Regions from separate parts of the Homo sapiens genome. Here region 2 is linked to region 1. Evidence: chromatin loops called from intact Hi-C (ENCODE). Cell type or tissue: thyroid gland. All regions are shown on one strand. Links, peaks and the distances in the headings refer to the core of each region. The heading gives the core; the rest is flanking DNA. Region 1 has its middle 13 kb from the start of CYB5R3. Region 2 overlaps TTLL1 (TTL family tubulin polyglutamylase complex subunit L1).

Region 1 (17,044 bases), core at 4,665-12,664:
GAGACTACAGCCACCCGCCACCATGCCTGGCCCATTGTTTTGTGGGTTTTTTTAGATGGAGTCTCGCTCTGCTGCCCAAGCTGGAGTGCAGTGGTGCGATCTCGGCTCACTGCAACTCCACCTCCGGGGTTCAAGGATTCTCCTGCCTCAGCCTCCCAAGTAGCTGGAATTACAGGCATGCGCCACCACGCCCAGCTAATTTTTGTATTTTTAGTAGAGACGGGGCTTCACCATGTTGGCCAGGCTGGTCTCAAACTGCTGACCTCAAGTGATCCACCCGCCTCAGCCTCCCAAAATGCTGGGATTACAGGCGTGAGCCACTGCACCTGGCCTTTAGGTCCAGTTTATAGTTTAAAGCAAAGACAGTAATAGTCCCTCCCTAAAACTGCTTCCTTCCTTGCTTGGAAACTGAAACCACCTTTGCTAAACTAAAGAAAAGTCCATGAGATTCGGATAACAGAGGGGCCTGAATTCTGCTAAAATGTAGACCTAGTTTCCATCATCCCTTACTGCTCAGGAGTCATATGGCCAAGATTCATGACGTCCCCAATGGCTCCTATAGACAATGTCACTATTGTAGAAACGGAGATTGGTTTTTTGAGATGTTTTTCACACTTTTGCATTCTGACAACCTACTGACCCCACCTGGATCTATGACGACTCATGACTCAACCAGTCCGTGTCCCCCACCCAGGGGTGGACTCAGAGCACAAGGATTGTTCCCACCCACTTCTGAGTGCATCCCCAACCAATCAGCAGCACCCATTCCCTACTACACCCTCCTCACCCCCCTTCACTCCCACCCCCCAACTGCAAACCAAATTATCCATTAAAAGCCTAGCCTCTGAGTTCCTGGGGAGGCTGATCAGAGCAATCATAAACTCCTGTCCTTCCAGTTGGCCAGCCTTGCATTAATTAAACTTTCTCATCTTTTTTGGGGGGTGGGGTGGGGGTGGAGTCTTTCTCTGTCACCCAGGCTGGAGTGCAGTGGCACGATCTCGGCTCACTGCAACCTCCACCACCCAGTGATTCTCCTGCCTTAGCCTGCTGAGTAGCTGGGATTACAGGCACCTGCCACCATGCCCAGCTAATTTTTTTGTATTTTTAGTAGAGACGGGGTTTCACCATGTTGGTCAGGCTGGTCTTGAACTGCTGACCTCATGATCCACCCACTTTGGCCTCCCAATGTGCTGGGATTACAGGCGTGAGCCACCGCACCCGGCCAATTAAACTTTCTTTACTGCAACAATGCTGTCTCAGTGAATTGGGTTTATCTGTGCAGCGGACAAGACGAACTCCTCAGGCAATTTCACAAGCAGCTCCATGGATAGGTCCACACGGAGGGTAACAGTGGCTCCCAGCCACCCCGCAGTCTCCCAGGCAGGAGAATGAGCCATCTTGGAGGTGGGCCTTCCAGCCCAGTCAAGGTATCCCAGCTGATGCCACATGGAGCTAAGAGATGGCCCTGCTGAGCCCACAAAATTGCAATACTGTGGCCAGGTGCGGTGGCTCATGCCTGTAATCCCAGCACTTTGAGAGGCTGAGGTGGGAGGATCACTTGAGCCTAGGAGTTAGAGACTAGCCTGGGCAATACAGCAAGACACCATCTCTATTAAAAAATATATATAGGCCAGGCACGGTGGCTCATGCCTGTAATCCCAGCACTCTGGGAGGCCAAGGTGGGTGGATCACCTGAGGTTGGGAGTTCGAGACCAGTCTCCTAGCCAGGAGACCAACATGGAGAAACCCCGTCTCTACTAAAAATACAAAATTAGCCGAGAGTGGTGGCAGGCGCCTGTAATCCCAGCTACTGGGGAGGCTGAGACAGGAGAATCACTTGAACCCGGGAGGTAGAGGTTGCAGCGAGGTGAGATCATGCCACTACTCTCCAGCCTGGGCAACAAGAGCAAAACTCTGTCTCAAAAAAAAGAGAAAAAAAAAAAAGAAAAGGAAAGAAAAGAAAAGAAAAGAAAAAAATATATATATACACACACATATATAGCAATATTGTAAGCCAATGAACAACTATTGTTTTGAGCTACTGAATTTTGGGGTGGTTTGTTATGATCAATGACCGGAAGACAGTGTGACACGTAAAAGTAGGGTGGTACAGAAACAAAAAATACACCTGGCATTGGTTTGGGGACCAGAGAGTAGAAAGGACCTTGACAAAACTGTTAGTGAAAGCTTAAAGAACAGTGAGGAAATTACTTTTTTCTTTTTTTTTCTGAGATGGAGTTTCACTCTTGTCGTCCAGGCTGGAGTACAGTGGCACATCTTGACTCACTGCTCATTTGCCACCATGGCCGGCTAATTTTTTTGTATTTTTAGTAGAGACAGGGTTTCACCATTTTGGTCAGGCTAGTCCCGAACTTCTGACCTCAGGTGATCCACCTGCCTCGGCCTCCCAAATCACTGGGATTACAGGCATGAGCCACCACATCTGGCCCAATATAGAGTTTTTTTATTTTTATTTTTTTTATTTTTTGTTTTGTTTTGTTTTTGAGAGAGTGTCACTCTGTTGCCCAGGCTGGAGTGCAGTGGTGCGATCTCAGCTCACTGCAACCTCCACCTCCCGGGTTCAAGCAATTCTCCTGCCTCTGCCTCCTGAGTAGCTGAGATTACAGGCATGCACCACCATGTCCAGCTAATTTTTTTGTATTTTTAGTAGAGATGGAGTTTCACCATGTTGGTCAAGCTGGTCTCGAACTCCTGACCTCAGATGATCTGCCTGCCTCGGCCTCCCAGTGCTGGGATAACAGGCATGAGCCACAGCGCCCAGCCCAGGAAATTACTATTGGAAGCTGAAGAAAACAAGGCCCAGTTATGTAACCCAAGTGAGATATACTGGAACGCTTGTTTTAATCACCTCTCTTGACTTCATCAGTGCAGGAGGGATTCCTGACCTAGGATTATGGCAATGGCTGAACACAGGACACCCGAATCTGGACAGAAGAGATCCAGAGCAGTTTATGAGTCACATGTACTCACAGCTCAGGAGAGGAGGACACACTCTGCAGGGCCACACAGGGCTTGTGCCTGGTACCAGTGGACCACAAGAGGCTTTGTAGTATCAAGAGGGTAAGGGTGGCCGGGCGTGGTGGCTCATGCCTGTAATACGAGCACTTTGGGAGGCTGAGGTGAGTGGATCATTTGAGGTCAGGAGTTCAAGACTAGCCTGGCCAAACATGGTGAAACCCCATTTCTGGCCGGGCGTGGTGGCTCACACCTGTAATCCCAGCACTTTGGGAGGCTGAGCCGGGTGGATCACGAGGTCAGGAGATCGAGACCATCCTGGCTAACACGGTGAAACCCCGTCTCTACTAAATATACAAAAAATTAGCCGGGCGTGGTGGCGGGCACCGGTATTCCCAGCTACTTGGGAGGCTGAGGCAGGAGAATGGCGTGAACCCAGTAGGCGGAGATTGCAGTGAGCGGAGATCGCGCCACTGCATTCCGGCCTGGGCGGCAGAGTGAGACTCTGTCTCAAAAAAAAAAAAAAAAGAAACCTCATTTCTACTAAAATATAAAAATTAGCCGGGCATGGTGGTGAGTGCCTGTAATCCCAGTTACTTGAGAGGCTGAGGCAGGAGAATCACTTGAAACCTGGAAATGGAGGTTGCAGTGAGCCGAGATCGTGCCACTGCACTCCAGCCTGGGTGACACAGCGAGACTCATCTCAAAAAAAAAAAAAAAAAGTTGAGGTGTCCTCTGGTTTCGTGGTGTATGTGATTGGCTTGTTTTTATAATTCCATGGGCTGGCAGGGAACTGAAACCAGCTACTCAGGGGGAAGCAGGAATTGTACCCGGTCCACCTGATAAGGAGGATTGCTTGGCACTTGGCTAGAGTACGTTATGTTGAAATGTTGAAAATGCCAGCTATTTTCTTTCTTTTTTTTTTTGAGATGAAGTCTCACTCTTGTCCCCCAGGCTAGAGTGCGATGGCGCGATCTTGGCTCATTGCAACTTCTGCCTCCTGGGTTCAAGCGATTCTCCTGCCTCAGCCTCCTGAGTAGCTAGGATTACAGGCATCTGCCACCACCGGCTAATTTTTGTATCTTTAGTAAAGACGGGGTTTCACCATTTTGGCCAGGCTGGTCTTGAACTCCTGACCTCAGCCTCCCAAAGTGCTGGGATTACAGGCGTAAGCCACCGCGCCCGGCCAACCAGCTATTTTCTTTTAGCTGCTTATGATAAAATTCAAGATTATAATGAGTGAAAAAGGAAGGATTCAGGTCTCAGGTAGAATTACGAGGGCATATAAAGGAGCCAGGATTTGCTGGTTTCAAACATATAAACTATCATGTAATTTCTTTCTTTCTCTTTCTTTCTTTTTCTTTCTTTCTTTCCTTCTTTCTTTCTTTCTTTCCTTCCTTTTTTCCTTCTTTCCTTCTTTCCTTCTTCCTTTTTTTTTTTTCTGAGATAGGTTCCAGCTCTATCACCCAGGCTGGAGTGCAGTGGCACAATCTTGGCTCAGTGCAACCTCTGCCTCCCCGGCTCAAGCCATCCTCCCACCTCAGCCTCCTGAGTAGCTGGGACTACAGGTGCAAACTACCATGCCCGGCCAATTTTTGTATTTTTGGTAGAGATGGGGTTTCGCCCTGTTGCCCAGGCTGGTATCCAGCTCCTGGGTTCAAGCAATCCTCCCGCCTCAGCCTCCCAAAGTGCTAGGATTACGGGCGTGAGTCACTGCACCCCACCTAATTTCAGTTTTTGTTTGTTTGTTCCTTTTTTTTTTTTTTTTTGAGACCGAGTCTCGCTCTGTCGCCCAGGCTAGAGTGCAGTGGCGCGATCTCTGCTCACTGCATCCTCTGCCTCCCGGGTTCAAGCAATTCTCCTGCCTCAGCCTCCCAAGCAGCTGAGACAACAGGTGTGCACCACCATGCCTGGCTAATTTTTGTATTTTTAGTAGAGATGGGGTTTCACCATGTTGGCTAGACTGGTCTCGAACTCCTGACCTCAAGTGATCCACCTGCCTCAGTCTCCCAAAGTGCTGGGATTACAGGCGTGAGCCACTCTGCCTGGCCCTAATTTCATTTTTTAAGCAATGAGGTTAGTTTCTTTTATTATAAACTTAGCCTCGCAGTAAAAGATTTTAAAAAATATCTTGGCAGTTTTTGCGCCTAGGACAGAAACTGGCATGGTGCTTATCCACACTGACATCTGAATAAATGCGGTCTGAGACCTGTTCTTCTTCTATTTCTCAAGTTGCTGCCTGCAAACGGACAAGAATCTGTTACCTTGAAGAGAGCAAGAGCAGAGCATGTGACTCCAGCAAAAAGTAGGGCATCTGGGGAGCTGAGATGACTGAAAGCCACCAGGAAGGTACTTTCCAGGCAGTTAAATTTTTTCTTCTGGTATCCCCACTCTCCTCCATCAGCCACAGATTGCTCCCTAGAAGAGGTGATCTGTGATGCCAAGTCAGTGATGCTCAGGGCTGGGTACTATGATCTTCCTCCAGGTGTCAAGGAACTTGCAGGAAATCGTCAGGCCAATTCGGGCTGCCACGACGAAGCAAGTGAGGCTCATAAAAGTAGTCACCCAGCCAAGATTTGAACTGTGGTCTCTCTGAGGATAAACTCATGCTCTGTCAACTACATCAGGGGGTTTCAAGCTTTCTCCCAAAGGCCTTGCCCTGTGAATACCAGGAAACCCATAAAAGTCCCAGATCTCAGATGAGGATAGAAATACATGCCATCATTTGCATGTTACAATGCAAAACCTGTGGTACTCACCTGCTTCAGCAAGCAGGATGGTGTGTGGATGCCCTCAGACCACTCCAGTCTGACCTGGGTACGTCGGAGCAGCTGTGCTGGACCTCCACCCTACAGGCACTTTTGCAGTGTCATTCATTCAACCATTATTTATTGAGGGCCACCATGCTCCGGGCCCTGGCATGGTGGACTGTACGCAGGGAGGCAGCCTGGGCACAGGGAGGCAGCCTGTGTACAGGGAGGCAGCCTGGGTAGAGGGCGGCAGCCAGTGAGGCCAGACTGCCTGCATCTGCAGCACGTTCACCTGTGTGATGCTGAGTGTGTGAATTACTGGTCTGTTTTCTCTTCTGTGGGATGGCAGTAACATAGGCTTTCTCCTCCCAGGGTGGCCAGGAGAAATGGATGAGTTAAGGCACGTACACAGTGCCAGTCATATAGCAAGCAGTCTCATTTCTTTTTTCTTTTTCTTTTTTTTTTGAGACAGGGTCTGGCTCTGTCACCCAGACTGGAGTGCAGAGGTGCGATCTTGGCTCACTGCAACCTCCGCCTCCCAGGCTCAAGCCATTCTCCCACCTCAGCTTCCCACGTAGCTGGGACTACAGGCATACACCACCGTGCCCGGTTAGTTTTTGTATTTTTTTGTAGAGATGGGGTTTTACCATGTTACCCAGGCTGGTCTTGAGCTCCTGGGCTCAAGGGATCCACCTGCCTCAGCCTCCCAAAGTGCTGGGATTACAGGCGTGAGCCACTGCCCCAGCCTCTCATTTCTTTATTACTATTATTTGATAACTGATGGATGGATTTAATTACAAAATTGTAAGATACACAGGAAAGGCCATGGTTAAGCCCATTTTACAGATGAGAACAATTGAGGCTTGGGCCATTGAAAAAGGTTGCTGGGAATAGAGTAGGTAGAATTATTCCCACTTTATAGACAAGTAGACTGAAGCTCAGGGAGTTAAGTCACCAGCTCAAGGTCAGTATCAGTGTCAGAGCCCAGGCCCAGGCCCCTCCGGCCTCAGTAACAGCCCCCTCTTTGAACTCTGAACTAATGGGGCAGTGTTTCACAGAAGGCACAGGTGGCCTCAGTGACGGGAAAGGCCCAGGAGGACAGGTGGCCTGAGATGGCTGAGGTCCTGCAGCAGCGTGTACTCCTCCAGCTGAATCGGCCTGGGCCTCACCTCCTTGGTCCTCACCTGCTCAGACTCTGCAGGAAGCTCCCTGGGAAACGGTTCAACCCAGAGTTTGTGCTCAGAAAACCCATCTTCCCACCGCCACTGGGCTCAGCACCTAGGCCTGGCTCCATGGCTGACAGCGATTTATTTATTTATTTACTTATTCATTTGAGACAGAGTCTCGCTCTGTCAGCCAGGCTGGAGTGCAGTGGCACAATCTCAGCTCACTGCAACCTCCGCCTCCTGAGCTCAAGCGATTCTCCTGCCTCTTCCTCCTGAAAGCTGGGATTACAAGCATGTGCCACCAAGCCCAGCTAATTTTTGTATTTTTAGTAGAGATGGGGTTTCACCATGTTGGCCAGGCTGGTCTCGAACTCCTGACCTCAGGTAATCCGCCCACCTTGGCCTCCCAGAGTGCTGGGATTACAGGCATGAGCCACTGCGCCTGGCATTAATAGGGATTTAAACGCGTAGACCCCCAACACCCCTTCCTCACCCAGCAGCTCCCAGAGCAGCCCCTAGCTCCTGGCTGGATTAGAGGCACCTGGCACTGTGCCTGAAATCAACACCTCCTTTGGGTTTTGGGTTCTCATTAGCCAGAACTTTCTCATGAAATAAAAATGATAACCTGAGGGAAAACTGTTAAAAGTTTGTAATTATAGAAGGGGAGGAGCTCCTGTCTTTCTTTTGTTTTGTTTTGTTTTGTTTTGTTTTTTGAGACGGAGTCTCAGAGTCTCGCTCTGTCACCTGGCTGAAGTGCAGTGGCATGATCTCTGTCGACTGCAACCTCCGCCTTCAGGGTTCAAGCGATTCTCCTGCCTCAGCCTCCCAAGTAGCTGGGACTACAGGCATGCGCCACCACGCCCAGTTAATTTTTGTAGTTTTAGTAGAGCCAGGGTTTCACCATGTTGGCCAGGATGGTCTCGATCTCTTGACCTCGTGATCTGCCTGCCCCAGCCTCCCAAAGTGCTGGGATTACAGGCGTGAGCCACCGAGCCCGGCCAAAAGGACGCAGACTCTGTTTTGAAGGAGGAGGTGGAAAGGGATGGAAGAAACTTCCAGAGCGTGCCGTTTTCTTTGTGACAGGCTCTGTCCTCGGCAGGGGCAGGCGTGACCTCTCTGAGCCCATGAGCGGGAACTGTTTTTGCCCTGGACACCCTGGGATGGGCCCTGCCATGTTGCCCAGGCTGGACTTGAACTCCTGAGCATCCCCTGCCCCGCTGCCCTCTCGGCCTCCATTCGGGAGCTTCACATCCCCCTCCCCTCACCCCCACGAGTCCTGGGGGGCCAGCTGGGAGCTCTGCGGGGAGTAACCCCACGAGGGCAAGGCAGGGGAGGGCGCCGCCCAGCGCCCCGTGGGGCTTCCGCCGCCTCGAGGCAGACCCGGATCCAGAGGGCGCCTGGACAAGGTAGGGCCCCCATCCCGCCCCGGCTCCGCGTGCCCTCACAAGAATCACCCGTCTCCGACCGTCACCTCCTCCCGCTCCCGGGCCTCCCCGGCAGCCCCCACGACCGTCCACCCCGGCCCGCCCGGCCCGGGCTCCCGCTCTCTCGGCCGCTCTCCGCGGAGCCCCGCAGCCCAAGGGGCAGCACCTATCCCGGGACAGCGGCCTCTCTTCCCCACCGAGGCGTCTGCAGGGCTCCCCGTAGCGGCGCGGGGCTCGGGGACACGGACTCGAAGGAACCTGAACACCTCCAGAGCGTGGAGGTTGTGGGGGATGAGCCCCAAGAGGCGCACCCCTCCCAGGCTGCCGGGACCCAAGGTGGGCACGGGCTGGGTCCGAGGAAGGGGTAGAGGAGGCAGGATTTGGGGCTCGGCTGGAGCAGAGCAGCGGCAGAACCCCCAGCCGAAGCCGGTGGGAGTGGAGATTTCGGATGGAGCCGGCTGGACCCGCGCCCCGGGCGCCGGGAGCCTTTTCCTGGCTCGGGCGCGCCCCCTGGAGGCCGGAACCTGACATCAAGCGCACCCAAATTGCTGGGACTACAGACCTGGCGACAGTACCCAGCCCATCCTACTCAACTGCAAATGCCCCCTTTTACACTTAGGTCTATTTCTGGACGCTCAAAGATCCATTGAGATCTATTCTGCATTGGTTGGACAGAACCAGTTTTCTTCATCTACAAATAATAATACAACTCTCCTTTTTTTTTTTTTTTTTTTTTTTTTTTTTTGAGACAGAGTCTGGCTCTGTCGCCCAGGGTGGAGTGCAGTGGCGTGATCTCCGCTCACTGCAGCCTCCGCCTCCCGGGTTCAAGCAATCTGGGATTACAGGCATGCGCCACCACTCCAGGCTAATTTTTGCATTTTTAGTAGAGACAGGGATTTCACCATGTTGGCCAGGCTGGTCTCGGACTCCTGACCTCAGGTGATCCTCCCCCCTCGGCCTCCCAAAGTGCTGGGATTACAGGGGTGAGCCACCACACCCAGCCAAGTTAATTCAATTTTTAAAAATAAATAATTTTTTTTTGAAACGGAGCTTCACTCTTGTTGCCCAGGCTGGAGTGCAATGGCGCGATCTCTGCTCACTACAACCTCTGCCTCCCGGGTTCAAGCAATTCACCTGCCTCAGCCTCCTGAGTAGCTGGGATTACAGGCGTGCACCACCACATCCAGCTAATTTTGTATTTTTAGTAGAGATGGGGTTTCACTATGTTGGTCAGGCTGGTCTCGAACTCCTGACCTCAGGGGATACACCCGCCTCGGCCTCCCAAAGTGCTGGGATTACAGGCGTGTACCACCCCACCCAGCCAAAAAAATAAAATTAAAAATATGTATATAAATAATAATATATATTATTAAATATAATAAATATATATAGAAATAAATAGGCCGGGCGCGGTGGCTCATGCCTGTAATCCCAGCACTTTGGGATGCCAAGGCGGGTGGATCACATGAGGTCAGGAGTTCAAGACCAGCCTGGCCAACATGATGAAACCCCCGTCTCTACTAAAAATACAAAAATTAGCTGACCATGGTGGCGGGCACCTGTAATCCCAGCTACTCGGGAGGCAAGGCAGGTGAATCACTTGAACCCAAGAGGCAGAGGTTGCAGTGAGCCAAAATCATGCCATTGCACTCCAGACTGGGCGACAAGAGCAAGACTCCGTCTTAAAAAAGAAAAAAAGAAAAGAAAAGAAAAGAAAAAGAAAGAAATAATGGACGGGGTTGGGAGAGCTTCTGGACAGCTGAACACTTGCTGGTGCCTGGAGGGTAGTGTGCCTGGAGAGGGCATGGAGGTGCCACACACTTCCCCTTCCCTTGCCCTATGGATCTCTTCCATCTGGTTGTTCTTCTGTATCCTTCTGAATATCCTTTATTTTATTTTATTTTATTTTTTTGAGATGGGGTCTCAGTCTGTCACCCAGGCTGGAGTGCAGTGGCAGGATCTTGGATCACTGCAACCTCCACCTCCCAGGCTCAAGTGGTCCTCCCGTCTCAGCCTCTCAAGTAGCTGGGACTACAGGTACACACCACTATGCCCAGCTAATTTTTTGTATTTTCAGTAGAGATGGAGCTTTGTCATGTTGCCCAGGCTGGACTTGAACTCCTGAGCTCAAGCAATCCACCTGCCTCAGCCTCCCAGAGTGCTGGGATTACAGGCGTGAGCCATCACACCCGGCCCCTGAATATCCTTTATGATAAACCTGTAAATGTTAGTGTTTCTCTGAGTTCTGTGAGCCATGCTACCAAATTAATCAAACGTAAGTGGCGGGTCTTGGGAACTCCAACTTACAGCTGGACAGTCAGAAGTGTTACCAGCACACTGGGTTCTTGTAATCTTCCAGGATAGAAATCAAGAGAGATCACCAGACATAGCAGCAAAAAGAAAGTTTATTTTAGCTTGTGCACAAGGAAGCCAGCACTGAGAAAGGAAAAGGAACGGGCTGCTCCCCAGGGGTGTTGTGTGGGTTAGTTTTATAGCAGTGGTCCCCAGCCTTTGTGGCACCAGGGACCAGTTTTGCAGAAGACAACGTTTCCACGGATGGGGGGCTGAGGGGGTGGTTTCAGGATGATTCAAGCACATGACATTTATTTGCACTTTATTTCCATTATTATTACATTGTAATATATAATGAAATAATTATACAACTCACCATCATGTAGAATCAGTGGGAGCCCTGAGCTTGTTTTCCTGCAACTAGACGGTCCCATTTGGGGGTGATGGGAGACAGTGACAGATCATCAGGCATTAGATTCTCATAAAGAGTATGGAACCTAGATCCCTCACATGCACCGTTCACAATAGGGTTCACGATAGGATTCTCCTATGAGAATCTAATGCTGCTGCTGATCCGACAGAAGGCGAGCTCAGGCAGTAATGCAAGCGATGCGGATCGGCTGTAAATACAGATGAAGCTCTGCTTACTCGCCCCCCACTCACCTCTTGATGTGTGGTCCAGTTCCTAAAGGCCGTAAACTGGTATCAGTCCATGGCCTGGGGTTTGGGGACCCCTGTTTCATAGGGTTGTGAAAGGAGAATAGGGCCAGGCACGGTGGCTCACGCCTGTAATCCCAACACTTTGGGAGGCCAAGATGGGAGGATCACCTGAGGTCAGGAGTTCTAGACCAGCCTGGCCAACATGGTGAAACCCTGTCTCTACAAAAAATACAAAAATTAGCCAGGCATGGTGGCACACGCCTATAGTTTCAGCTATGGGGGAGGCTGAGGCAGGAGAATCACTTGAACCTGGGAGGCGGAGGTTGCAGTGAGCCAAGATTGCGCCACTGCACTCCAGCCTGGGTTATAAGAGTGAAACTCCATCTCAAAAGAAAAAAGAAAAAAAAAACAAAAACCAACACCAAGCACAGTGAGATGCTTCACACCCACGAGATGGCTATAATCAAAAGTCAGATAATAAGTGTTGGTGAGGATGCGGAGAAATTTGAACCCTCCTGTGTTGCTGGTGGGGATGTAAAATGGTGTAGCCACTTTGGAAAACATTTTGGTAGTTCCTCAATAAGGTAGACATACAATATATAGAACCCAGCAATTCCACTTCTAAGTATATATGCCCCAAAGAAATGAAAACATATGTCAGCACAAAAGGTACACAGATGTTTACAGTAGCATGATTCATAATAGCCAGAAAGTGAAAACAACTTAAATACCCATAAACAAATAAATAAAGTATATATCCACACCATGGCACCCTGTCACCCAGGCTGGAGTGCAGTGGTGTGATCCTGGCTCACTGCAACCTCTGCCTCCCAGGCTCAAGCCATCCTCCCACCTCAGCCTCCCTAGTAGCTGGGACTACAGGCATGTGTCATCACAACTGGGTAATTTTTTTTTTTTTTTTTTTTTTGAGACAGAGTCTCGCTCTGTCGCCCAGGCTGGAGTGCAGTGGTACAATCTCGGCTCACTGCAACCTCCACCTCCCGGGTTCACGCCATTTTCCTGCCTCAGCCTCCTGAGTAGCTGGGACTACAGGCACCCGCCACCATCCCCAGCTAATTTTTTGTGTTTTTAGTAGAGACGGGGTTTCACCGTGTTAGCCAGGATGGTCTCAATCTCCTGACCTTGTGATCCGCCCACCTCGGCCTCCCAAAGTGCTGGGATTACAGGCATGAGCCACCGCGCCCAGCAATTTTTGTGTCTTTTGTAGAGATGAGTTTTCGCCCTGTTGCCCAGGCTGGTCCTGGGTTCAGCTGGGCACAGTGGCTCACGCCTGTAATCCCAGCACTTTGGGAGGCCGAGGTGGGTGGATCACGGGGTCAGGAGTTCAAGACCAGCCTGGCCAACATGGTGAAACCCTGTCCTACTACAAATACAAAAATTAACCGAGTGTGGTTTTGCCAGCCTGTAATCCCAGCTACTTGGGAGTCCGAGGCAGGAGAATCGCTTGAATCTGGGAGACAGAGGTTGTAGTGAGCTGAGATCGCGCCACTACACTCCAGAGTGGGCGAACAAGTGAGACTCTGTCTCAATAAATAAATAAATAAATAAAAATAAAAATAAAGGCATTTCCGTCTTGAAGACCCTTCTTAGCCAGGCTGGCAGGAAACATGACTTCAGTTCTAGAGGCTCAGGAGTTTCAAGGGGAAGGACAAGGTGGGACTGGTTCTTGGTCACTGGTCCTCCCAAGTTTCTGCAGGGCTGCCCATCTTCACAAATCAGCTTGGGACAGCTCACATTGAGCAGCTCCCCACTGTCCTCCCATCCCCCTGGATCCTAATAGCCCATATATACCGGGAAGACCCCTGCTGTCTTTCAGCATTACCCCACCCAGGAAACAAGTGCAGCAAAAATCTTTCCCTTGTTGCACAATAACCCATAGAGGTGGGAAGTGGAGCTTGAAACAGTGTGACTACGTCAGGCCCAGGGAACAGGGGGGCAGAGGGGGGCAGTTCCCCAGAGAGGGCATCTTTCTCTAATTGCAGAAAGGTATGCTACAGGCCAGTAGGAAACCATTCATCTCTGGTTTCCCAGTCTAGCCCTGGCACGCTGTTGACCCTCAGTTAATGATACCTCGTGTGTGTGTGTGTGTGTGTGTGTGTGTGTGTGTGTGTGTGTGTGTGGTTTTATTTATTTGAGTCATAACTACATCTCCCACGTGGCATGGTTGGGAAGGCCCCTGGACTCCAGGATCTATAGACCTCCCTTAGCCTCCCCCTAATTGCCCCAGTCCTGGTGAGACGGTCTTTTTGAAAATTGTAACAGTGAAGGCCGGGTGTGGTGGCTCATGCCTGTAATCCCAGCATTTTGGGAGGCTGAGGTGGGTGGATCACCTGAGGACAGGAGTTCGAGACCAGCCTGGCCAACATGGTGAAACCCGGTTGCTACTAAAAATAGAAAAATCTTGGCCGGGCGCGGTGGCTCACGCTTGTAATCCCAGCACTTTGGGAGGCCGAGGCGGGTGGATCACAAGGTCAAGAGATCGAGACCATCCTGGCTAACATGGTGAAACCCCGTCTCTACTAAAAAATACAAAAATTAGCTGGGCGTGGTGGCGGGCGCCTGTAGTCCCAGCTACTAGGGAGGCTGAGGCAGGATAATCGCTTGAACCTGGGAGGCGGAGGTTGCAGTGAGCCGAGATCGCGCCACTGCTCTCCAGCCTGGGCAACAGAGCGAAACTCCATCTCAAAAAAAAAAAAAAAAGAAAAGAAAAAAAGAAACTTTATGAATTTGTGTTGGGCTATATCCAAAGCCGTTCTGGGCCACCTGCGACCTGCAGGCCAAGGTTTGGACAAGCTTGGTTTAAATGATCGTAGCCTTTCCCCAGAACTGAACCACCTTTGTAAAGCAGACGAAAGACCCACCAGGTTAAGAGGATGAGGAGCCTGAATTTTGCTAACGTGTAGACATAAATCATTACCAGCCATCATTCCAGAGGCCACAAGATTTGCAACTCCCCCAGTTATTTCTGCAGATAACATCCCTACTGCAGAACCTAAGACTTGGCCTTTCAAGATGTCTTCTCAGGCTTTTGCGTTTCTTGTGACCGATGACTCCGCCCAGACCCTGACACCCACAGACTAGTTCCATGGCCACACTCAGAAGTTGACTCCCTGACCAGGCAATCCTTGAAAAACCCTCGCCTCTGAATTTTCAGAGAGATTGTTTTGAGTCGTAACTATACCTCCCACGTGGCGTGGTTGGTTTGGGATGGGTTCAAGCAATTCTCCTGCCTCAGCCTCCCGAGTAGCCAGGATTACAGGCATCCACCACTATGCCCAGCTATTTTTTTTGTATTTTTAGTAGAGACAGGGTTTCACCATATTGGCCAGGCTGGTCTCGAACTCCTGACCTTGTGATCACCCGCCTCAGCTTCCCAAAGTGCTGAGATTACAGGCATGTGCCACCGTGCCTGGCCTAAACTCTCTCTTTATTGCAATGCCCTACTCTCAGTGAATTGGTTTTGCCTGTTCAGTGGGCACCAAGAATCCACTGAGGGGTTATCTGGTCAGAGGTGGGAGCCCTTCTTCCTCCACATGTTCTCAAGGAGCTCTGCCCAGGCCAGGGAACTTTCTCTGGCTCACTCCTGGCAGGCTGCAGCTTTCTGCCCCACCACGCCATTTCCCTGGGGCAGCAAACACAGGGAAAGGGAAGCGGAAAATACAGGAGAAAACAGAGAGAACATCATGATCCTATCTCTCCACACAGGCAAAGCACCTGGCACCTGTCAGAAGCTCCGTGTAGCTCATCACAGGGCGCCGCCCTTCCTCCATCGTTTGCATAAAATCACAACAGCGTGTTAGGTCCTCAGAGCTCAGATGTCACCTCCCTTGATTTCACATCAGTGAAGAGCCTGGTGTTCCTCCCCACCGTTTTCAGCTTGGTGTCTGTCTCTGGGGACTGAGCCTCATTCATCTCTGGTTTCCCAGTCTAGCCCTGGGCACACTGTTGACCCTCAGTTAATGATACCTCGTGTGTGTGTGTGTGTGTGTGTGTGTGTGTGTGTGTGTGGTTTTATTTATTTATTTATTTATTTATGAGACAGAGTCTTGTTCAGTCTCCCAGGCTGGAGTGTAGTGGTGCTTTCAGCTCACTGCAACCTTTGCCTCCCAGGTTCAAGCCATTCTCCTGCCTCAGCCTCCGGAGTAGCTGGGACTACAGATGCACGCCACCATGCTCAGCTAATTTTTAGTAGAGACAGGGTTTCAGCATGTTTACCAGGCTGGTCTTGAACTCCTGACCTCAGGTGATCCACCCACCTCGGCCTCCCAAAGTGCTGGGATTACTGCCACCACACCCGTCCCTGTTTTTGTTTTGTTTTTTGTTGTGTTTTGTTTTGTTTTGTTTGAGACAGGGTCTTGCTCTGTCGTCCAGGATGGAGTGCAGTGGCTTGATCTCAGCTCACTGCAACCTCCACCTCCCAGGTTCAAGCGATTCTCCTACCTCAGCCTCCCGAGTAGCTGGGATTACAGGCATGCACCACCATGCCTGGCTAATTTTTTGTATTTTTAGTAGAGACTGAGTTTCTCCATGTTGGTCAGGCTGGTCTCGAACTCCGGACCTCAGGTGATCCACCCGCCTCGGCCTCCCAAAGTGCTGGCATTACAGGCCTGAGCCACTGCGCCCAGCCGTGCCCGGTGTTTTTATTCACTCAATCTGGCAACTTAGTTCCTGCACCTCTGACAGGGACTTAGGGGACTGCCTGAGTAATATAGCTCCAACCCAGGCCCAAAACTCTGCCCTTGCATCTGCCTAGGAGCCTCCTTCCCAAACTCCTCCTCTTAGCCATAGAAGGGCTGGAGCTCAGAGATTCCTGAGGGAGTTGCTCCACTACCCTCCTGATTCTCTGCTCTCTCTGGGCCTCATTTTCCTCCTCTAGAAAATGACTGTTTCTCTGCCCCGTCTACCTCCCAGCCTTTCCCAAGGATCAAACTCCTCAGCAGGATGGGTCAGAGATCCTCAGCTAACATGCCCAAAGTAAAAGGGGTTTGTAGGGAGTTTCTGAATCACAGCAGGACTTTGAGGGAATAGGACAAGGGTCTTTCTTTTTTTTTTTTTCTTCCCGAAGCAGTTTGTAAACCAGTTAAACCACTCAATGATAACTGACTCAGGCCAGGATCCTGGCTAGATGCAGAAACCATTATATGAAGTTTATTGGGGATCAGGGCATTCACAGGGTATCAAAGCAAAAGGTTATCTTACATCGGGGAGGCCTGGCAGGCGCCACCAACAATGGGACAAGCTGACATCACATACCTGTACCTCCCGATCCCATCGGTCTCCAGATTAAAGGAGACTAAAGAGACTTTCCAAGTAAATGCAATGCTTGACCTGGGATTAGAGCCTGAGTCAGAAAAAAAAAAGAATAGCTAGAAAGGACTTTATGGGGTAATTGGGAATATGGACAGATAATAGCATCGGGTCAATGTTAAGTTTCCTGAATTTGATAATCACACAATGTAGGAGAGCGACCCTGTTCTTGGGAGAAGTATGGGGAAGTGTTTAGGGGTGAAGGGTCAAGTGTCTGCAACTAATTGTCACATGGTTCACCAAAACCAAATAGAGAGATAGGGAGATAGAGAGAAAAGCAGGGAGAAAGAGAAAGAGCTGAAATGATAACCACTGGTGAATGTGATTGTTGTATTTATACTATTCTTGCAACTTCTCTGTACGTTAAATATTTTTCCCGAACAAAAGTCTGAGGGAGAATAAATATAAAATATCAGAAGCAGAAGGAGCTTTAAAGACCTCGAGGTCT
Region 2 (8,000 bases), core at 1-8,000, 380 kb before region 1:
TGAGCCACCATGTCTGGCCTGGGTTTTTTTTTTTAAGAGACCAAGTCTCGCTCTGTGTTCCAGGCTGGAGTGCAATGTCACCATCATTGCTCGCCGCAACTTGAACTCCTGGGCTCAAGTGATCCTTCTCACCTCAGCCTCCTGTGTAGCTGGGAGTAGAGGTGTGTGCCACTCTTCCCAGATAATTTTTTTTTTTTTTTTTGGTAGAGATGGGGTCTCGCTGTGTTGCCTAGGCTAGTCTTGAACTCCTAGCTTCAAGCGATCCCTCCACCTCGGCCTCCCAAAGTGCTGGAGTTATAGGTGTGAGCCACTGCACACAGCCTAAAACAATTCTTTTTTTTTTTCTTTCTTTTTTTTTGAGACGGAGTCTCACTCTGTGACCCAGGCTGGAGCGCAGTGGCGTGATCTCAGCTCACTGCAACCTCCACCTCCCGGGTTCAAGCGATTCTCCTGTCTCAGTCTCCCAAGTGGCTGGGATTACAGGCGCCTGCCACCACACTTGGCTAATTTTTTTTATTTTTAGTAGAGACAGGGTTTCACCATGTTGGCCAAGCTGGTCTCGAACTCTTGACCTTGTGATCCACCCGCCTCAGCGTCCCAAAGTACTAGGATTACGGGCATGAGCCACCGCGCCCGGCCCCTAATAACAATTCTTAATCTTCATGTATTCATAATAAGAATTATAGTATTATGGTATACTACAGTGGTCATTTTGAGGACAATGAGATGTGTGCAATTCTTTGGCACAGTACATATTCGATACACTGCTAGCAGCACAGACAGGCAGTCTGACTGGGAGAAATGTAAACAGCTTACAAATTTGCTCCCTCTAATCCCCCATGGCCTGAAACAGCTAACCAAGGTCATTAGAACAGTGCCTAAAATATGAGTAAATAAGTAGTGACTGGCCGGGCACGGTGGCTCACGCCTGTAACCCCAGCACTTTGGGAGGCCGAGGCGGGCAGAACCCCTGAGGTCAGGGGTTCAAGACCAGCCTGACCAACATGGTGAAACCCTGTCTCTACTGAAAATACAAGTATTAGCCAGGCGTGGTGGTGCATGCCTGTAATCCCAGCTACCCAGGAGGCTGAGGCAGGAGAATTGCTTGAACCCGGGAGGCAGAGGCTGCAGTGAGCTGAGATCACACCACTGCATTCCAGCCTGGGTGACACAGCAAGACTCTGTCTCAAAAAAACCAAAAAAAGTAGTGACTGAGGGCCTGTGGGACTCTCCACAGAACAAAGCGAATGTCTTCATTTTAATGTGTGGATCTTGTGACGTTGCTTAGCTTCTCAGAGGCCTTATGGGACCACCTTTCCATGTGTTGGAAGGATTCATCATTTGAGTGAGAATGCTGCTTTACTAATGAGATATTACTCTCTTAGCAAAAAGGGAGCCCATTGCCTTTTGCTGAAACCCACACTGCTGCTTGGGCAGGGCCATTTGGGTCACTGATTCTAACAAACCCTTGTGGGGCTCTTGGTACTTAGGACAGAACCAGTCACACAGGTAGGCACTGATAACGTTTGTGATATACACTGGCCCAAAATGTTTGTGCGATCGCTGATTTGTAGATCCTAATTCTAATCCTACCTTTAAGTATTACTTATATTTCATTGAACAGCTAATAAAAGTGGATCACAAAGAGTTTCCTATCCAAGGTGCTCTGACGGTATTAGATAGTAGCAATATTAAATAACCATTTTCCAGGTGTGGTGGCTCACGCCTGTAATACCAGCACTTTGGGAGGCCGAGGTGGGAGGATCACCTGAGGTCAGGAGTTCGAGACCAGCCTGGTCAATATGGTGAAACCCCATCTCTAATAAAAATACAAAAAAATAGCTGGGCGTGTTGGTGTGTGCCTGTAGTCCCAGCTACTCAGGAGGCTGAGGCAGGAGAATCGCTTGAGCCCGGGAGGCGGAGGTTGCAGTGAACCGAGATTGCGCCACTGCACTCCAGCCTGGGCAACAAGAGCGAAACTCTGTCTCAAAAAAAAACTTCACTAAAGTGTGTAGCAGCCAGCATCTCCTTCTGCAGTGCACATTTTCATTCCAAAAGAGCGAGAGACACAGGTGAGGAACATGGGTCTTTCATCTCACAGGTGAATGCGTCCCCGTCTCTCACGTCCAGCACTGCCAATGACCGAATCCTCAAGTACAACCTGATTAATGACACCCTCAACATCGCCGTCCCGAATGGTGAAATCCCAGACTGCAAATGGAACAAGTCGCCACCTAAGGAAGTCCTCGGCAATTACGAGATTCTGTAAGTGTGTGTGTGACTGTGCGCTTGTCCTTCTGTGTTTCCGAATGGCGTGTGCCATAGCCCAGCTTGGATTTCTGGGCATATGTGGATTCTCCTTATTTGGGCAGACTGTTTCATTTACTAATGACATGATGGGATAGATCTTGTTGTAGCAGAAAAGCAATTTGTTTATTTTATTATTATTATTTTGAGAGGGAGTCTCACTCTGTCGCCAAGGCTGGGTTGCAGTGGCACGATCTTGGCTCACTGCAACCTCCGCCTCCTGGGTTCAAGCAGTTCTCCTGCCTCAGCCTCCCAAGTAGCTGGGACTGTAGGCATGTGTTACCACTCCTGGCTAATTTTTGTATTTTTAGTATAGACAGGGTTTCACCACGTTGGCCAGGCTGGTCTTGAACTCCTGACCTCAAGTGATTCTCCCACCTCGGCCTCCCAAAGTGCTGAGATTACAAGTGTGAGCCACTGCACCCAGCCCAGAAAAGCAGTTTGGGTGCTGAACTTGATCATTGTGTATGCTCCTACTCAAAACATATGTGTGGTGCACTGATCACGTGCCAGGCCCCCGCTGGCCGCCGGGATAGCTGGAGCAGGCTGGGTGGAGTGCTTGGCCGCTGGGATAGCTGGAGTAGGCTGGGTGGAGTGCTTGGCCGCTAGGATAGCTGGAGTAGGCTGGGTGGAGTGCGTGTTTCTCACGGGTCACCTGGGCTCATTCCCTGGCTTTGCCGCATAGAGCTGGGTGACAGGGAGGAACTCAGTGCAACTGTTTGAGCCTCAGTTTGTCCACCTTTAAATTGGTATAATAGACCAGGTGCAGTGGCTCACACCTGTAATCCCAGCATTTTGGGAGGCCGAGGCGGGCAGATCACCTGAGGTCAGGAGTTCGAGACCAGGCTGGCAAACATAGCGAAACCCCATCTCTACAAAAAAAAAAAAAAAAAAAAATGGGTATAATAAGATCTATTTTACAGAGCGGGAAGGAAATAGCTAACTTTCGAGGGCTTGTCATGTGTCAGAAACTGTGCAGAGTGCTTTACACACAGTATCAATTCCTTTCCCCAGTAATATTTTGAAGTAGGTAAGACTATTAGCTCCATTTCACAGGTGTGGAAACAAAGGCTTAGAGCGGTTCCGTGGCATACTCGTAGTGACGAAAGTGGGAACAAAGTGAGAGCCCATCAGGAGTGTGGTGGCTGAACACAGTATGGTTCATTCATTCTGCGGTCTATTAAGTGGCCTTTAAAAAGATTGACCTGGCTGGGCGTGGTGGCTCACGCCTGTAATCCCAGCACTTCAGGAGGCCAAGGCAGGTGGATCACGAGCTCAGGAGTTCAAGACCAGCCTGACCAACATGGTGAAACTGTATCTCTACTAAAAATACAAAAATTAGCCGGGTGTGGTAGTGCGCGCTTGTAATGTCAGCTACTCAGGAGGCTGAGGCAGGAGAATCGCTTGAACCCGGGAGGCGGAGGTTGCAGTGAGCCCAAATTGCACCACTGCACTCCAGCCTGGGCGACAGAGTGAGACTCTGTCTCCAAAAAAAAAAAAAAGGATTGACCCAGAGCTACACCATGGGGCCTGGGAGGTTGCCTGGGAAAAACTCACTGCAGAAAAGGGTGTATAACGTAATCCTTGTAAAACATTGGCCTCAGAATCCCCTGTGTGTACATACAGTGACATGTGCGGTGGCTTACATGCGAATGCATGAGCAGGGAAACATGGAAGGACACACATCATGTTGTTGGCATCGATACTGCAGTCGAGTGGGCGTGGAGAAGAGAGGGAAGCAGACGGCAGTAAAAGGCGGAGGAGTAGGTGTGTTAGGATCACAGTTACATGCTTCTGTCACAGCAAAAATGTGCATTTCATGTAAATTTTTAAAAAACAAAGGAAGAAATATTTAGTGAAATTTACACACACACACAGAGACGTCAGGCTTGTAGCTGGTAGGCGCTGCTGGTGGGAGGACTCTGAAGCCCATGCTTAGCTGCCTCCTGCCCCTGCTGTGGGTGATGTGTGGTGTGGATGTGCGTGTTACAGCTCATTGTCTGGAACAGGAGGAGCAGGTGCAAGGGGAGTTTAGATGGAAGTATACTGGGCTTGCCGGCAACCTCGGGGCCTCTACAGGGTAGTGGCTGTGAACTTCAGGGGTGACCAGTCAGTGTGTGGTTGGTTGTTCTCTCCCTCCATGATCAGCTGCCCAGGCTAGGTACAGAGAAGGCAGAGGGTTGGGAGGGACCAGGATTGGGAGCTTGCGATGGCAAGACAGAGGGCAGCGGGGACAGGGAGAAGATGGGGGTGGGTGGCAGTCTCTCGGGGAGGAGGGTTGTTGGAGTCGGGCACTAGGGAAGTGGGCTGGGAGGAGAAGGGGCAGTGGTCAGGGAGTGAGCACTTGCCATGGAGATAATGCAAGGGGTGACGAGGCTTGGGGACTCCCTGGGGATGGGACTGAGATGGAGTAGAGGACAGGGTCACCAGAGGTCAGGGAGTTGGGGGTTTCATCTGTTTGGTCATTGCCATCACCCACCACCATGAACTAGGAGCCTGGCTCTCCAAGGGATCTGGGGTGGTGACCTGGAGGACTGGAGGTGACTGCACAAGGAGGAAGGTAACTGTGGTGACCAGGCCTGGAAAGAGCTGGGGGCTTTAGAGAGGAGGCCCCCTCCAACCAGGAGTATGGGGGGTGGGAGAGAAAGCAGTCTCCACACCAGGGGCTGCAGGGGAAGCAGCGTCTCGCAGGAGCCCATTAGAGCAGGAAGGGGAAGTGGAGATTAAAGGATAAGCAGAGGGCATGGTGGGTGCGATGATGGGCAGAGAGTTCCGGAGCCCACAGAGGGTGAGTCTGGGGATGGGGTCAGACTGGGATTGGCAGCCTGGAAGGTGAAGGGTGAGATCAGGGTTGGGGATGGCAACTGCGATGGCGGCCTTCGGGGCTGGGTCCTGATGGCCCCTGTGCTGGAGGACTGAGGGGGTCTGTGAGTGTGTACAGGGTGGGGACCATTGCGGGGAGACTTGTCAGTAGCATGAGGACCTTGGGGGGTTCTCTTCAGTCCAGTTGAGGGTGGTGGAGAGGCTGGCTTGTTGGGAGCGTGTAGAGCCTCTGCCGCGTCCAGCCTGTGGACTTCTTGAGGGAGTGGGCCAGACTCGCCATTTCCCGGCCAAGAAGCAGAGGCCAGGCTGGGTATGGTGGCTCATACCTGTAATCCCAGCACTTTGGGAGGCCAAGGCAGGTGGCTCACCTGAGGTCATGAGTTCAAGACCAGCCTGGCCAACATGGTGAAATCCCGTCTCTGCTAAAAATACAAAAATTAGCCGGGCGTGGTGGTGGGCACCTGTAATCCCAGCTACTTGGGAGGCTGAGGGCAGGAGAATGGCTTGAACCCAGGAGGCGGAGGTTGCAGTGAGCCGAGATCGTGCCACCGCACTCCAGCCTGGGCGACACAGCGAAAGTCTGCCTCAAAAAAAAAAAAAAAAAAAGAAAAAGCAGCAGAGGCCAGAGCCTCACTGCTTTTAGTTGAAGAGACAACAAGGTGAACCCCCCTCCCTGATCCAGCCGTCCTCTCCTGGCTCCTGAGGAGTAATGGAAGGCTCTTGTGTGGAGCTGATGGCCTCTAAACGCTTCTAGTCAGGGCTTGCTTCCCTTAGGCATTCAGCTGATCAAAGAACCCCAGCTCCATTTTCAGGTGCAGCCACCAGCAGCAGTAGCAGTTGGTGCTGACTGGGAGGGCCACGTCATCTGAGCGGCGCCGCCCGTCCATGCCAGGTGCTCTGCGTGCCCACAGCAACTCCTCAGAGCCCAGCAGCATCTAGCAGAGGACACTGGCCGCATGAGGTCACGTGCCCCAGGCCATACCATTGGCTGTGGCCCTACAAGGCCTGGCACTTTGCATCTGCCACCTCCAGGACCCTGTTCCGAAGTTGCTGACTGTACTTTTACAGCCTTTAAAAAACCCTAACAGTGACTAGATTGTTTCTGTGAAAAGCCAGAAGAAAAGCCTGCTAGAACAGGAACTTCGAAGAGCCATCTTGGCTCTGATTCTCCTCTGCGTTGGCTCGGTAGGTGGCCAGACCACCCCTGGGAACAGCGCATCCCGGTGCCAGCTGCTTGCCAAATGCTCCTTTCTGTTTGTTTTGTTTTTTGAGCCACACAGATCAGCACAAGTGCTCCGTGAAACCGGTCACCATATGTGGTCCTTTTCTCCATTCATTCAGTAGATTCCTATCCACCAGACCTTGAGCAAGCTGCTGGGGGCAGCCACGAACCAGACGGGCGGTCACTGCAGCCCCCTGGCCAGGGAAGCAAACACGGGGGCAGTGGAGTGACGACATTTATGAATGTGGAGTCCCCACGGGGTAGGGGTATCTGATCCTGTGGAGAGGCGCCAGGGAGGCTTCCTGGAGGACCCCCCCCACCCAGGCAGATTCCAGAGTTCCAGGGGTGTCCTGTCCGGCTTCCTTGTGTCATAGGGACTATGGCTGTGTCTCTCCTTCGAGAGCCAGAGAGGAAGCAGGCCCCTGTATCATCATCCTGACAGCTCCACCCTGGTGCAGAGCCTGGATCCCTGTGGTGTCTGCTTCACAGACAGAAGTCAGAAAATGCGGCCAGGCGCAGTGGCTCACACCTGTAATCCCAGCACTTTGGGAGACCGAGGCAGGAAGATTGCTTGAGCTCAGGGGTTCGAGGCCAGTCTGGGCAACATGGTGAAACCCCATCTCTACCAAAAATACAAAAAGTTAGCCGGGCGTGGTGGCATGCGCCTGTAATGCCAGCTACTTGGGAGGCTGAGGCATGAGAATCTCTTGAACCCAGGAGGCAGAGGTTGCAGTGAGCCAAGATCGGGCCACTACACTCCAGTCTGGGTGACCGTTTAAAAAAAAAAAAAGGAATCAGAAAATGCTTTCTTCCCACCTACTCTTTCAGTCCCAGTTTGCCACCAGAAGCACAATGCAGAAAATACATTCTTTAACCTCAGAAGTTTCTAACTCATACTACATTCAACCTGCAAACTCTGGTTTTGGTAATAAGCTTATCACAGAAATCCACCCTTTTCCAGAAGTCCACATGATTAGCACTCAGCATCTGGGTACCTTTTGTGTTTGACACAAATACCTACATACAACCGAGGGTCCTAGTCAGGATGGCCAGCGCAGCACACCGACGGATGTGCTTTAACTGGGGAAAGATGCTTTCCACACTCCTCAGCGCTATGGGACAAAAAACTCCGAATTAGAAATCAGAAGTCCTAGAGGTTAATCTTACCTGTGCCACAGGCCAGCTGTGGGACCCTAGGCCCTGAGCAAACCTCTAGAACCCCAGTTTCCCCCCATAGGAAGCAAGTCCTGGTGCTGCCGCCCGAGTTGGGAGGATAATGTCAGTCACCGTGGAGGGGGGCGGCCCCATTCCCCCAGCCTGCTCCCTGCCACAGCCTGCAATAGGTGCAGGCAGCAACGACCATGCTCCAGGACCCCGTGAGAGAAGGGCCCCGCCACTGTGGGAAGGACCCAGGACTTGCCCAGATGCTGTGACCACCCCGTCTGGGGAGCTGCAGCTGGCATCCAGCTCTTCCAGACACGAAAATTCAGGCTGTTTCCTACACTGCTGCCTCCTTAGCACACGCGGCCTTAGGATGCATGAACGTTAATTGGGAAACAGGCAGTTAAAGAAAATGGGGGCCAGGCACGGTGGCCCACGCCTGTCATCCCAGCACTTTGGGAGGCCGAATGGGCAGATCACCTGAGGT

Evidence for each region. Peaks named below come from ENCODE experiments on the same cell type or tissue, not always from the same donor. Only the 100,000 strongest peaks of a DNase experiment are listed, where the experiment ranks them.
Region 2: a loop joins it to region 1, with 2.0 times the contacts of the local background. A loop is called at or near these places in 5 of 110 quality-filtered maps.

Annotation. Positions count from the first base shown.
Region 1 is chr22:42,653,930-42,670,973 of GRCh38, reverse strand. No RefSeq gene overlaps it. Among named protein-coding and RNA genes, the nearest start is that of CYB5R3, 13 kb to the right of the region's middle. RefSeq lists silencers at 8,228-8,507, 8,548-8,597, 8,728-8,867. In thyroid gland, for the core only: a CTCF peak has its summit at 8,843 (motif pointing left); a DNase peak (open chromatin) is centred at 8,823; H3K4me3 peaks cover 693 bases; H3K27ac peaks cover 444 bases.
Region 2 is chr22:43,040,675-43,048,674 of GRCh38, reverse strand. It overlaps TTLL1 (TTL family tubulin polyglutamylase complex subunit L1), which reads left to right. Exons shown (of 11, transcript NM_012263.5): 10 at 2,102-2,265. It overlaps TTLL1-AS1 (TTLL1 antisense RNA 1), which reads right to left. Exons shown (of 3, transcript NR_125362.1): 2 at 7,374-7,464. Among named protein-coding and RNA genes, the nearest start is that of TTLL1-AS1, 6.1 kb to the right of the region's middle. In thyroid gland, for the core only: no CTCF peak of the experiment used is centred there; no DNase peak of the experiment used is centred there; H3K27ac peaks cover 713 bases.